3 separate regions of the Homo sapiens genome follow, and regions 1 and 2 are each linked to region 3. The links are chromatin contacts, found by Hi-C or POLR2A ChIA-PET in ENCODE. All regions are on one chromosome and are shown on one strand. The core of a region is the stretch at or near the end of the contact, and the rest is flanking DNA. Distances in the headings are between cores, read along the strand shown. Region 1 holds the start of U2SURP (U2 snRNP associated SURP domain containing). Region 2 holds the start of SHOX2 (SHOX homeobox 2). Region 3 holds the start of RNF13 (ring finger protein 13).

The links. Hi-C counts contacts between places; a loop is a spot of excess contacts on that map. ChIA-PET counts read pairs that join two places held with the same protein, here RNA polymerase II (POLR2A). Pooled maps may share reads with other maps.
Region 1: a loop to region 3 is called in a map of CD8-positive, alpha-beta T cell, with 11 times the contacts of the local background. The contact joins the promoter of U2SURP here to the promoter of RNF13 in region 3. A Hi-C loop is called at or near these places in 1 of 168 maps with a recorded cell type or tissue (CD8-positive, alpha-beta T cell), 1 of 37 single-sample maps with no recorded cell type and 5 of 50 pooled maps.
Region 2: a map of CD8-positive, alpha-beta T cell shows a loop between it and region 3 (14-fold over the local background). The contact joins the promoter of SHOX2 here to the promoter of RNF13 in region 3. A Hi-C loop is called at or near these places in 1 of 168 maps with a recorded cell type or tissue (CD8-positive, alpha-beta T cell) and 3 of 50 pooled maps. POLR2A ChIA-PET finds 5 or more read pairs at or near these places in 1 of 52 experiments (activated CD4-positive, alpha-beta T cell).

What each region holds. Positions count from the first base shown.
Region 1 is chr3:142,999,562-143,004,276 of GRCh38, reverse strand. It overlaps U2SURP (U2 snRNP associated SURP domain containing), which reads right to left and starts at 2,707. Exons shown (of 28, transcript NM_001080415.2): 1 at 2,604-2,707. The coding sequence starts at 2,648. It overlaps PAQR9-AS1 (PAQR9 antisense RNA 1), which reads right to left. Exons shown (of 5, transcript NR_125393.1): 5 at 3,187-3,250. It overlaps LOC100289361 (a long non-coding RNA gene), which reads left to right and starts at 2,810. Exons shown (of 1, transcript NR_034032.1): 1 at 2,810-3,432. RefSeq lists enhancers at 2,346-2,995, 2,270-3,269, 4,269-4,715.
Region 2 is chr3:158,103,442-158,108,146 of GRCh38, reverse strand. SHOX2 (SHOX homeobox 2) reads left to right here and starts at 1,727. Exons shown (of 5, transcript NM_001163678.2): 1 at 1,727-2,468. The coding sequence starts at 2,123. RefSeq lists enhancers at 1,036-1,539, 4,614-4,705 and a silencer at 2,288-2,337.
Region 3 is chr3:149,811,038-149,815,819 of GRCh38, reverse strand. RNF13 (ring finger protein 13) reads right to left here and starts at 2,605. Exons shown (of 10, transcript NM_183381.3): 1 at 2,467-2,605. RefSeq lists enhancers at 2,762-2,871, 2,737-3,248 and a silencer at 3,082-3,231.

The DNA.
Region 1 (4,715 bases), core at 1,458-3,957, 6.8 Mb after region 3:
TTGTACATTTAAAATTAACATTTTCCCAATGTCTAGAAATATAATAAGCATCCCTATCCATATTAACGGGAATGTAACTACCAAAGAAAACGACGAATCATGAAACAGAAGTATCTGTTCACTCCATCTGTATTGTAAAATATAAGCCACTCATCTGTTCTTTCCAGAGGAAAGGAAATCAAACCAGATATCAAAGGCTAGAAATTCTAAATACTGTAGTATTAGCCAAAATGATCTTACAATTTCTCTAATAAATTATGTGTTAGAAATAAAAAGCAGGGAAGCAGGGCGGGGCACGGTGGCTCACGCCTGTAATCCCATCACTTTGGGAGGCTGAGGCGGGTGGATCACGAGGTCAAGAGATCGAGACCATCCTGGCCAACATGGTGAAACCCCGTCTCTACTAAAATACAAAAAATTAGCCGGGCGTACTGGCGGGCGCCTGTAGTCCCAGCTACTAGGGAGGCTGAGGCAGGAGAATCACTTGAACCCGGGAGGCGGAGGTTGCAATGAGCCGAGATTGTGCCACTGCACTCCAGCACTCCAGCCTGGGCGACAGAGCGAAACTCTTTCACAAAAAAAAAAAAAAAAAAAAAAAAGAAATAAAATAAATAAAAAGCAGCTATCTGGGCAGTCATTATGACAGCTGATGACTTAGATTCCAAATCACAGGATTAAAATTTATCCTGACATTTTGAAAGCTAAGAACTTTTGATTTCCTCTAAAAACAAAAAGAGGGGAAAGAAATTAAGATTTATTATGTACTTCATAGACATTATCTCATTTGATCCTTATATCAACCATGTAAAAAAAGAATTATATCTACATTACAAATGAGGGAATTGAGGCTCCAGAGTTTAAGCAATCTGCCTTATTATCGCAAATATAATTAATTACCAAGTCAGGATTTGAACCCAAATCTCTTGTTAACAAAATTCATAATCTTCCCACTACATTATGCAGCCTCCAAATTAGTTAAGATATTCTGATTCCTTTCACAGACATCAGTAAGAAATCTGCTAATAGCATCAAGAGATTATAATCTAAGGCAATATAAACAGAAAAGATTACTGGATAATCCAATAATTTATTTATTGAGAACAGCCATACATTCAGTCATGAGAAGCACTATTTTAGAAGGAAGCCTGAACACAGACATTGAAATGTTTTCAATGTATCCAAGACCTCAAGTAGGGAATACTTAAAATATTACTTTGAGAAGAAACAAAAATTGTGAGGCTTATGCACGACTTGTTATGAACGTAGCTAGCTTTAGTAATAGCTCCCTAACGGTATGTTCTTGTCAGGAGTCTGTTGAGAAGAGTTGGTAGAGCTCGCCCCCAAAGAGAGGGAGACGAGAAAATGTACTGAGGAGGGGGAAAAAAAACTGACACAATACCTTGTAAAGAAGCCGAAACTGGCCCCTCACCAAAGTTTCTATGTAACTAAACGATGTCTGTTAAGACCATTACTAATTATGAATTAATTATTTTGGTGTACATCGTTCACCAAATGGCATAAACAGTCGGATTAGAGAAAGCAAGTAGAAAACGAGTTATGATGTTTCTCAGAACTGTAAACGCAAGCTTCTCTCCTACCGTAAATTTAACTTTCTAATAGCCGATTTACAGTCACACACTCTTTAAGATTTAACAGTCCCTAGCACCTGAAAGTGTTACACAGCTTCTTGCATCAGCATCGGAAAGTTTAACTACCTCGTGGCAGTACCAATTACTTTTAATATATTCGAGACCAGAAACCCAAACCAAAAAACGATTAAATGTCCCGCCCAAGATGGCAACTAAGAACCCAACCGTACTAATGCTTAACTACTACCACAGCTCACTGGTTTCACAATACGTGCCCAGGGTTCCCTGTAAACACAAATGCAATTTACTAATCGTATGTAGCTTACAAGTCTACGGAGCTTCTCTTTTCACTGTTTCTTCAACATAAAGAAAGAGACCACGAGTCCTCTACCCTCAAAAGTGCTTTTTACTTCCCGTTAAGGTAAAGACCACGTGTAGACTGTACATTAACCTTGGCTATGCAGCACTGCAAAGGAGAGCTGCTCCCGCCTCTGCATTTCCCACTCCGTGTCTTTGCCCTAGTGGTCCTCCCCTCACAGCTGGCGACCCTAGAGGTTATTCATTCCTTGGAGGGAAACTGAGGGAGGCCGGAAGTGAGTGAGATCCAAAACCGAGAAAAAAGCAGCAGACATTTAAGCACCGGGAAGCGATTCCCGCCTCTCTCCCAGGCGCTGTCTGGCGGCCTCAGGGCGCAGGAAGCTGAGATACAGGAGAGCGTTTTCACTGCTTCAGACCTCAATCTGAATTCCTGATTTCACTCCAATGCCAAGCGCGGGCCGAAGCACTCACGCCTCCACCCACTGGGCACGCCAGTCTCGAGCTGAATCCCGGCTGGGACTATGGGGAGATACCAGGCCTCTCAACCTGCGCACAACGGTGCGGCGGCGCCCGGGCCTACCGTCGCGACTAGAATGCAGACCCCAATCCCAATCGCCTCTCACAGGCCAGAAGCGTCTGTGGGCCCCAAACGACAGTGGTAGATCCGCTGACTTACGAAATTTTGTCAGAAATTACCTTTGAACTGGCCTTCTGAGATCCGCCTGGCGTTTTGTCCGCCATCTTGAGCTTTGCCCCTCCTTCGGCGGCGGCAGCAGCACGGGCGAGTCGAGCACCGAAAGAGCGGATCTCAGTGAAGCCCGCCAGAGGCGCCTGCAAGGCTGAATAGTCGACTGTCGAGATAGCGACCTTAGGGGCAGCCGCTCACGTGACTTCCGGTGTCAGTAATTTCCTCAGCCGCGCTCACTCCGCTAGTTTTCCTGGGAGTCACGGTGCTTGGTCGCGTTATTGGGTCCGGGAATTCAGAGAATCAGGGCCAGCTGATACTTCACCCTCTTATCCCAACGCCAACCCTTGATAGATGCGAACCAGTCGTATTTCCTTTGTGGGAAAGGAGTCGCTTTTTAAAGACGTGCACTGGCCATCTAGGGAGGAGCTTTTACTTCAACTCAAAATAGGACTGGAGCTGACTGGTGACCTGGCGCTCGATGGACGGAAACGCTGTTCTTGCCGCTTCGGCAGCTCCCATACTGGTGGGAGAGGCAAACTTGCAGTCTGCTCATCTTAAGATGGTGAATGTTGAGATAGGGTTGCTCCCGAAAAGCCGAGAAGAGGAGCCGTTTGACCCAACTTGAGGGTGATCCGATAGACACTCTTTAGGGCGTCTGCAGAGTGGGTGCGCGTGGAGACAGTCAATAAGAGAAAATCGTAAATACAGATGGTATTCTAAATCTAGCATGCATGTAAAGTTGTGTGACATTTTAAAGATTACATTTTACACTTTAGTATTGTTTTCATTTTTAATCACATAAATGGGGGAACACCATATTAAACTTTTCTGAACTTAGTACTTTTTTAAAAAGTTCTTAATCAGGGCCTAGATTCAAAGACGGAAAGCTTGCTTGAGAAGGCCATGCCCGAATCAGGCCAGGCAAGGAAAGAAAGGACATTCCAGACAGAGGGAGTAATTGAGGTAAAAGCCTGTGGCATGAATCAGTACAGCCGATCGTGCAGGTCACCTAAAGCAGTCGTTTTATTAGACCAGGTGTGGGGAGGGACGTGGTTGGACAGGGGTGCGGGTGCAGGTTCACACAGCGCCCTGAGGTCACCATCGTGCTTAGGAGTTAGAATTCTGTTCTCAGAATGAAGATCGGCCTTTAACAAGGTTGAAATGGTCAGATTTTTATTTTAAAGTATTGCTCTGAGGACTAGGGTGGGAGTGGAGGGCGTTTGTGGACCTCTCCCTAAATCATTTATTCAAAATATTTTTGAGCCCCGTTTTGTGTGTAAAAGCCTGCCCAAAGTGTTGTAGGGCTTACAGAGACAGACAAACATGCACTGTCTTCATATGATTTAAAACTTAATGAGAAATGGAGGAGACAAGGAAACCGCAAACTGACACTATGCATAATTAAATTGATGCTGCAAGGAAGGATCAATAGCTGAGGGACCTCTGAAAGAAGTAATTAATTCTGAGAGTAGGAGTGAGGAAAAGAGACGGGGCGGGGCAGGGGGGGGGGTGGTCATAGAGAAGAAAGCATTTGAACCAGCTCTGAAGAAGTAGAATTTTGTTGAATGGCGGGGGTGGGGAGCGAGGGAAGCACTTAGAACAGGATCTGACACAAGGCTGGCTCTCAAGAAAGATTAACAGACATATATGCCAGCCACTAAGGAATCAGCAGGCCAGGCCTCCTATTCTCTGTGAGGGTATGAGGGTAGAAGAACAGACAGTAAACAAGAAATGATCTGAAAGTGACAAGTGCTACACATGAAATTAGAATGACTTGCACCCTCCAACCCAATTCAATTTACTTCTACTGCTGGATTCTGTCATACTTTTTCAGTTCTGGGCCTCTTCCCTCAACCTTGCCCTGCCCTCTCATTGAAGTCTAATCCAATTCTACTCTGGGTGAAGATGTCCCTTCCTCCAGGAAGGCTTACAGTCCTCCCTCCCCACCAATCCTAAATCAGAGACCCTTCTGTTTCCAAGGAACCTATACTTTACCACTTTGAAGAGCTCAGCACACTAGATCTTAACAGGGTTTTGTTTTGTTTTGTTTGTTTTGAGACGTCTCGCTCTGTCGCCTAGGCTGGAGTGCAGTGGCGTGATCTCGGCTCACTGCAAGCTCC
Region 2 (4,705 bases), core at 478-2,977, 8.3 Mb before region 3:
TTATAATTGTGTTCTCTTTTTGCAAGTGTTTCAGGTTGTTTTGACGGAACTTCTTAAATTATCTGCTAATTTGTTTTGATGCCTTAACCAATATACGGAAGATATACATATTAATGTTCTGTAATTCCTCTTATTTTTACTAAGAGTATTAGATCCAAAATAATGATCAAGTTACCTTTAACTTCCAGAAAGTCTGCATTAATATTCAGAGTACTTGAAAATGTCCCCTAAGCCACACTTAGAGGTATATTTGTTTACACACTTAAATATAACATCATATGTAAATATTCTTTTGTGAGTATGTATTTGCATAGCCACACTTCTCACAGCAAGCCCTGTCCGGCACAATACAGACAAATGACTCAGGAATATAGATGTTCCTCTAACGTAACAAACCGTTCCGATGAAAATAGCCCAGAAATAGAATTTTAAATCGTAAGCGGGGTGGTGGGGGGGGTAGGCAGAGAGACCTTTACTCCTGGCGAGCGTCTCTTTTTTAGCTCTCCGTAATAAATGAAATTAGAGGGGGTACAAACTTAACGTCGATTTTTTTTTCAGACTCGAAGAGGGATAATCTCTTGTTTTTCAAATTAGTAAATAAACTCGGATGTTTCCCAAGATGCTAAAGAAGAAGTCCTGTAATTCACCATAGAGGGGTCCGAGTGCAGAGAGTAAGGGAGAAGGGTGGGAGTTCTGAGACCTCAGAGAGGAAACGAACGAAGTCGAGCTGTCCTTGACCGGGCGCTAAGGAAACACTTTAAAATGAGATCTGTCAGCTAACAGCTGCTGGGGAAACTTGTTAAATCGACTGGTCCCTTTTAGCGGGGTCTGTCCATAGAGGAGTCAGCTGGGCTCCAGGACACGAATAATAGAGCGAATAACACGGACCGAGGGGCGAGGAGCTTGGAGAAGACCCGGACTCAGCCTGCCTGCGAGCCGGGAAGCTCCTAAGAGAAGCTGCGCGGGTCGGAGAAGGTGCAGGCAACCCTGTCTCTGGGCAGGATGATGCTGGGCGGTGGAGCTACGGCCGGCAGGGGTGGGATTGTGAGGGAGAGGCGGGGATGCAGAATTGGGATGCGGGGTCAGGATGCGGGAATGGGATGCGGGGCCTGTAAACTGCTGGGCGGTTGATGCAGGGCAGGGACGAGGAAAAGCAATGCGAAGCTGAGCATTGCGAGGCACCCTGACTCGAAGCAAGGCTGTAGGGAAGGATGCAGTGTCGGGATACCTGACTGACTCTAAGAGCTGCGCACTTGTCAGTTTCCTCTTGGCCCCACCCCGCGGGGTCTATCCAGCTCCCCAGTGTTTAACTAAGTCGTGACACCAACGCAAAATCCACGCCTAATTAAATTAATTAGGGATTCTTGTCAATCCTGGATTAATGGCCAAGAGCACAGGCGGCAGGGGCTATCTGAAAACCTGAGCGGCCGGGGACCGGCCTTCTCTCCCCGCCCCCTCCGGTCCCCCTGTGCTGCCCTACCACTCCAGCCCCAGCCCGCCCGAACTCCAATCTCTCTCTCTCCTCTTCTCTCTCTCTCTCTCTCTCTCTCTCTCTCTCTCTCTCTCTCTCTCTCTGTTTCTCTCCTTTTCCCCTCCCCAACCCCCGGTAGAGGCGCGACTGCTACCCGGGAAGGGGGCTCACTCCGAGTTGCGAGGGGAGGTAATTTACTCAAAACAAGAGGCCGCCGTTAGGAAGTATAAATAGTGGGACTTCAAGCGCAGCGTCGCTATCAGATCTGAACTCTCCGCAGGAAGAATTGTCAAAGATCTTAACATTGAACAAGCGCGCTCCGGCAGGGAAGCATCAGTTCCCATTTCCCTCCGGCAGCCCCCGCCCCTTCTCTTCTCCTCCTCCTCCTCCCTCTCCTCTTCACCCTTCTCCCCCTCTTCCTCTTCTTCCTCCTCCTCCTCTTCTTACTTCTTTTTCTCCTTCTACTTCTCCTCCTCTTTCTTCTTTCTTCTCCTCTTTTTCTTCTTCTTTCTCCTCCTCCCTCTCCTCCCCCACCTCCTGTCCCATTGATGTGTTATTATTGGGGGGGCTGGAGCAGTAAAAAAAGAAGAAGGAAAAAAAGAGCGGGGCTCTGCTGGCAGAGGTTGAGCGCCGGGCTGACGTGCGGCGGCGATGGAAGAACTTACGGCGTTCGTCTCCAAGTCTTTTGACCAGAAAGTGAAGGAGAAGAAGGAGGCGATCACGTACCGGGAGGTGCTGGAGAGCGGGCCGCTGCGCGGGGCCAAGGAGCCGACCGGCTGCACCGAGGCGGGCCGCGACGACCGCAGCAGCCCGGCAGTCCGGGCGGCCGGCGGAGGCGGCGGCGGAGGAGGCGGAGGCGGCGGCGGAGGAGGCGGAGGAGGTGTAGGAGGAGGAGGAGCAGGCGGAGGAGCTGGAGGAGGGCGCTCTCCCGTCCGGGAGCTGGACATGGGCGCCGCCGAGAGAAGCAGGGAGCCGGGCAGCCCGCGACTGACGGAGGGTAACGACCTGACTGACCCCCGGCAGCGGTTCCCCTTCCCGCCTTCCGGACTCCTCTCGGGCGGGAGAGGACTCCGAGGCCCAGCGGGGAGGGGAGAGGGACACGGAGAGGGCCCTGGACCCCAGCTTTGTCAGCTAGAGTGATAGTGGAAGGGTGGGGGTCCGGTGGTATGCTCGGTCATGGGTGGGGTCCTAGTGTGTTGTGGGGGTGGCGTGGGGGGAAGCGTGTGGGGTTTGTGCGCGCCCTTCCCAGATGTTCCCATTCCACCGAAATGCATTTTTCACCAGCGGGAGGATGGGCCCGCAGCCCGGATGGCCCGCAGGCGGACGTGGAAGTTCGCGGGGCCGGGCTGCAGGAGGGGGTGCTGAACCAGACGGCGGGACTAAAGCTAGCCTCTAGCGCAGAGTTTGCCGGGAGGGAGAAGGGGCAGAGGTGGAAAGCTTAACCCTCCGGTCGCCTAGGTGTTTGGGGCCGCCAAGACCCCTCGAACTCCGCAGAGCCCCTGAATCTTTGGATCTTAGGGGCCAAAACTTCCCATTCTCTTTCAAGGTAGAAGGAAGCCAACGAAAGCTGAGGTCCAGGCTACGCTGCTTCTCCCGGGCGAGGCGTTTCGGTTTCTTGGTGTGTTGGGGGCGGGGGGGGGGGGCGGCGGGGGAGGTGGGGATCTATATTTACACAATTCCTTTAGTGTTTTCAATCACCCAGTACTCGGTTCTCTTAGAGCAAAAATCCTTTGGTGCTAGCTCAGTGTTAGGAAACGTCTTTATCTCAATGGCAGAGCGTTCTATACCAATTCAAAGGAGTTCAACAATAAAATTGATTTGGCACTTGGTGCCTGCAGTAACTGGTGTACTGCCATATTTTTCCAATTAAGAAAATATGTGGCATGCGTGGAATCACATATTTAAGCAAGCAATTAAGTTGTTTATGACACGGTCTGTTCCTGTTTAGATCAGTAATTGGAAATTTGGGGACAAAAATAGAGATTTTATTAAGTCTATGGATCAACTTGAAATTTGGACATCTCCTCGAAGCCCCAAAACTTTGAGTGGCATCCACTGTGTAGATGACATGTAATAGACAAAGCCTTCCCACCTCATTGGCAGAATTTGAAGGGTGTGTTTTCATATTTAAATTTCAATACAATATCAGTAAAAATACTTTGCTATTAAATTGGCCCATAATGTTTACTATAATGTTCCTTCCTAAAGAAAGGACAAATGTCCACAAAACTAACTCTGAGAACTAGAAAATACGGCAATATTTAAGATCACCGTAGCTAGAATGCCCGGCAGGGCCGAGATCTAGCGACTCTTCTTCCTCCAAACCAGCACCAGGTCTTCCTAAATTTGTAAAGTGGTGGAGTTACCGTCAAGGTGCCCAGTGCAGCCTCCCGGCCATGAGTCCACAACTACAGGCCCGAACTACAGGTTCGCCAGCGCGCCTGACGGCGAGGTTCAGGTCTGAACCCCCGGCGGGCGCAGTTCCTGGGATTGTTGATTTCCAAGCTCAGGGCAAGTATTAATTTCTCTGCAGACCGGCTCTTCCGGAAATGATTTTTAACACCCATGCTGGCCTGGATCCTGCGCTGGGAAGAACTGCAAACAGCCTCGACTATCTAAACTCAGCTTTGACTTCTTAAAACCCGGAGTCTCTGATTCGGGCGCAGAGGATAAAGGTTCCAGGGGGATATATATATGGTGGCTGTATATGCTCACACTAGAAGAGCTCCTGTTTTTAAAGGGAGGAGAAGGACAGGAAAGTGGCAACGGATGTGTGCAAACCCAGAGCAGAAAAATTCATATTTTATTAAACATCCGAGCTGCTGGTTGCATGAAAAGGCTTTGAGCAACCAATAGAAACCGAGGATCGCGAATATTCCGCTTGAACCTGTTGATCTCTGTGGGTTAAGCGTTTAGGGTCGAGTCTGCGTTTCCACGAGGGAGGGCGAAGAGAGAACAGAAAGAGCGGTTGCTTTCGCCCGCCACCGGAGGCTGGTTTTCCGCCTCCTGCCTTCTGGCCCGGCTTGGGCGGCGAGCCCTTTGGGCAGCCAACATGGCGTGGGCGCCTGTGCTCGTGCGACCCCGGTCGGGCAGGCGGGACGGAGATTACCTGGCTGTCCAGGGGACCTTATGCAGGGTTTGGCCCGAGCCCAGGGGCAGCGAGGGGCGTCTGCGGATGCGGCTCCCTGTGCGGCACAACACCGGGGTCTGTTGCTCTCGCTGATACCTTTCGGC
Region 3 (4,782 bases), core at 1,356-3,855:
TAACCAATCAATATTAGCTACATTACTGTTTTGTTGTTGTTGATATACTATGCTATATAAACTTTGACAATACCAATCATATGCTGTGTTGTTCCCAAATCAACTTTTGTGTAATGTAAAAGATTCATAAAAGTTTAATATTTTACTTTTATATATGCTCAATAAATATCTATAGAATACATACATTTTTGAACAATGACTCACCAGTATGCTTTATTAAAAGGAATTCGCTTCTAATTTTGTTTCCTCTTTTGGGAAAAGTAACAATGCTTACCAACTTTCTTCCCCTTTTTATGTCATGTGAAACTATCATATGCAATGCCATATGGTAAACATGACAAATGGTGCAAAACACTGTTTTGACTGAAACTCATTTGCCTCCTGCTAAACATCAATTCCCAGATTTAAAAATATTGTTATTTAAATGCCAACCATTTCTAGGTCACACCTACATGAAGTAAGCAAAACATACCATGATAGTTGACCAAACTATTTCATTTCATACATCTCTTATGGCAAGAACTATAAGGCATAAAATGCCTTCCTAGCCAACTTAACTCAAAGACATAAATCTATCCCTTTAGTCATACCCTCAGGCCTACCCTCACTTAGCTAAAGTTAGTGCCTGTAAAAGTTCTGATAAATCTACGTTATTCTGGAATGCAGAAAAATATCAAGGGAAGAAAGCTGAATGCTAGCAACAATTTATGCCCCTCCAAAATTATTGAGAAAATTAGCTTTATACAAGCATAGATGAGAACTTATCCCAAACCCTTCAGTATTATACCTCTCAAACCAAGATTCTGTCTATGATTTGCATTACACATAGAGACAAGATGTCAAGCTGCCTAGCTTCAAACAAAGGCAGAGGTTAAAAAAAAAAAAACTAATAAAACAGTTCTCATTCCCTACATAGAGAAAAATAACTGTGCCTCTCTCCAACAGTTTCCAACAAAACAAAAAAAAATTATGTAATAGACAAATTTTGTTTCATTTAATCCTCATAACAACTCATTTCTTATTTACGGAAAATGTCACAGAATTAGTAAATGGCAGAGCTGAACCCAGCTTGACTCCCAAATTTGGAATTTAGTATTTTGAAACATTTGTTTTTGCCATAATCCATAATACACTTTACATTTCCATCTTCCTCTTGACACACACATACTGTTAAAAACTGAAACAAAAGCTTCTTGCCATAATATTTACTTTTATTCCATACAATGTCCTCTGGTATTTTTTCTTTCTTTATAAAGCTTATGTCAATGTACTAAATTGATTCTAAAATCTATTAATGAATCCTTATGGGCCCTGCACTACAGCACTGCACTACACTTCCTGCACTACAGCACTGCACTACACTTCTTACCTCCTGTTTAAAGTTCTTTTTAATTGCTATCACTGTCCAGTTTTGTTACTTCGAGATGGAGCTAATGTCCACCCATTAAAAAACTGTGCTTAAATAGCATAAACTCTTGAAAGCCCTACCTTAAATCTTGAATTGATCTGTTTCTCCAGAAGAACTCTTTGGAGGCACAGCCACCTTACTTATTTATATTGTATCAAAAACTGCAGATGTTCTCCTTGGAGAACAAACACATCATTGTTGAAAGGAATGCATCAGTTTTCACTGTTTCTGCTGCATCACTGACGAACAGTAATAGCCGGGCAGGTTTGGGGCAACAAGAGAGGACCCGAGCAGCTGCCCACGGTGCTGAAACTGATGATGAAACGACAGTTTTGGAAATTTACTATTTACTATTGTCAGATTAGGACAAAATAGAGGAATTTACCAGACACTGGCAGAGAAAACTGAGTGGCCGCCACCAAAGTTGCATGAGTGCTTCCGGGATACTGCTGTTTGGCTTCGATGTCTGCCCACTCTCTCTTTCTCTCTGGGACAAAGTTATTTAATAAGTGCAAGTCAAGTCAAGTCAAGCATACAGGCAGAGCTGCTGACTGACCGTAGTATCTGGCCCTAGCAGGGGTTAAGTCCCAAACCTGCAATCTGAGCTTCCAGGGAAAGAAAAAGGGGGTGGGGGTAAAAGAGAGGAAGTGACTGCCCTCCTTCTATTCAGAGACAAAACAGCCCCCTCAACTAAAGTCAAGCGATGTGCCCGAGGACGTTGCGGCAGGTACTTGACCAAGAAAAGCCTTCCAAACATGTTTTCCAGGCAGGCTCTTGCAGCCTCAAGAAGGGAATGAGAGAAGCAAAACCGGTAACTCAACTTTGGACACACACAAACTCGCGGAATGAGAGTGCAGGGGAGACTCGGTCCCCCGAGGGCAAGGCTATTTTATTCCTTTTGCAAAAAGCCTAATTGACTTCTCACCCAGCTCTAGAGGAGCAGCAAAGACCTCAGCAGCAGGGCCGACTCCGAGCTCGAGGGCCAACAAGCGGGGTATGTTCTCTGGGCCGCTCGATAACGAGCTGCCCGGCTGCCGCGAAGCCGGACAGGGTCTTACCTTGAAGTCCGGCCCCCGCAACACAAACAGTCTTGCCAGCCGCGTCGCTGCGGGAGAAGTCCCTACCCTGATTTCATGACTGAATATCCGCACCGACCCCCACAGCCCGGAGTACTAGCAGGGACGACAACACCTAGGCGAAGCGGAAGTCCCGCCCCACGCGCCTCATTGGTCCGCACCCAAAGGCACAGAAAACCCACTGGGCAACATGGTTGCCTGTTAAGGCTCTTTCCCACTCTCACGCGGAGTCTCGCTACTTGCTCTAGCCCGGCTCGGAGAAATGCCCAGTTTGCGAGTCTCGTTCTTGGCCGCGTGATCCGTCTTCCCTGGAAGGGAAGAGCAGGGTGGGGCAGGCGTCTGCGGAACTGGAGCGCGGCTGAAGAAGCTGCTCTTGGCAGAGGAAGGGGCAGGCTGGCAAAGTGGATTGGCTGTGGGCGCCTGCCGCTAACCATGTGCCCCTAGAAACGGAGACCGTAGGGTCTGGAGGGCGCGGGACCGAGCGGGCAGGGCCGGTCGGTCTGATCTGCTCCGGCTGTTGGGACAGAGTAGCCCAAGATTCGGCTGCCGGGCTGCCCCCGGGCGGGCCTGGCCCTGGCGCTGACGCGTCTCTTCCCTGCACACTACACTCACCCGACCTACTAAAGAGGCGAGGGCGAGGCCTCATCCGCCCGCCTTCCGTACCGTGCCCAGTCTGAGATCAGAGTGGGTGGGGACCGTGGCCACACCTTAAAGTAGGGCTCAAATTGTTAGAGATGCGAGCGGCCCGAGGTCTGAACGCCAGTCCCCTGAGGCCTGGCTCGGATCCACGCTGGCATCAGCACTCTGGGCCTGACACGCGCCATCCCCGGGGCTTAGCAAAAGTCAAACCATGTGATTCAGGCCCTAGGTCAGCCTTTTAAAACCCTTGCCTCCTTTTGATGAACCAAAAATCTCCTCCCCTGCCGCCCTTCTGATAAGCCTTCCTTTCTGGTTGTCTCAATCTTAAACCAGTCGAAACTTAAATTACCGGATTGTACCATCCACATTGATTAATCATTGCCAACTCGCCACCTTACAAAAGCAGTGTGACTTAGGCAAATATTACAGAGTCCTGAAAGAAATGTCAGGAGACATAGAATCAGGCACTACTTCTGCTTCAAATAATAAGGCACCCTTAATAAGGCCTTTACAGGCTTCAACTCCTTCAACATCATCTTTTAAAAATGGTGGCGAGGAGGCTATCACACAGAGTATTAGTAGAATACCATTGGATGTAACTTGTCACTTTGATTGCTTGGAGAGCCCTGAGTAGGTGGGACACAGCAATGGGGAAAAGACTCTTTCCTTATTGTGTATCCTTTTGTGCCTTTTGAATTTTGAACCTTGCAAATATTACCTACTCAAATAAAATTCAAATACAAGAAATTTAAGATCAAATTTTAAAAAATTAAATAAAAGCTATCAAAGGTACTTTCCTCTTCTGTGTATCCTATGAGTATTCTATGTAGTCTTAACTTTTCATTGGTTGCAAAGACATTCAATACTTAAATCACAATTCTGCCTTTAAGAAAGTCATAAATAAAAGTCAGCATTGGGAATATTACTAAGAAGACTAATTAGTATAAACACATTTATAATATCTCTATAAGCATTTTTTTCATTAAATTATCCCAAATTGGTATATTAAATCAGATTTCTTGCATAACATCAAAATAAATTTTTTTAGGCCGGGTGCGGTGGCTCATGCCTGTAATCCCAGCACTTTGGGAGGCCAAGTCAGGCGGATCACTTGAGGTCAGGAGTTCAAGACCACACTGGCCAACATGGTGAAACCTCGTCTCTACTAAAAATACAAAATTAGCCGGGCATTGTGGTGCACACCTGTAATCCCAGCTACTTGGGAAGCTGAGGCAGGAGAATCGCTTGAACATGGGAGGCAGAGGTTACAGTGAGCTGAGATCCCACCACTGCACTCGGGCATAGGCAACAGAGCAAGATTCCATCTCCAAAAAAAAAAAAAAAAATTAAGTCCACAGAGAGGAGCTTTGGGTTTTGTTGTTTTATTTTTATTTATTTTAGAGACAAGGTCTCACTCTGTTGCCCAGGCTGGAGTGCAGTGGTGAGATCATGTCTCACTGCAGTCCAGAACTCCTGGGCTCAAGTAATCCTCCCACCTCAACCTCTGGAGTAGCTAGGATTACAGGCATGTGCCACCAGGCCTGGCTAATTTTTTTATTTTTTTTAGCCTTACAGTCTGGCTATGTTGCCCAGGCAGGTCTCAAACTCCTGGCCTCAAAGGATCTTCTTGCCTCGGTCTCCCAAAGTGCTAGGATTACA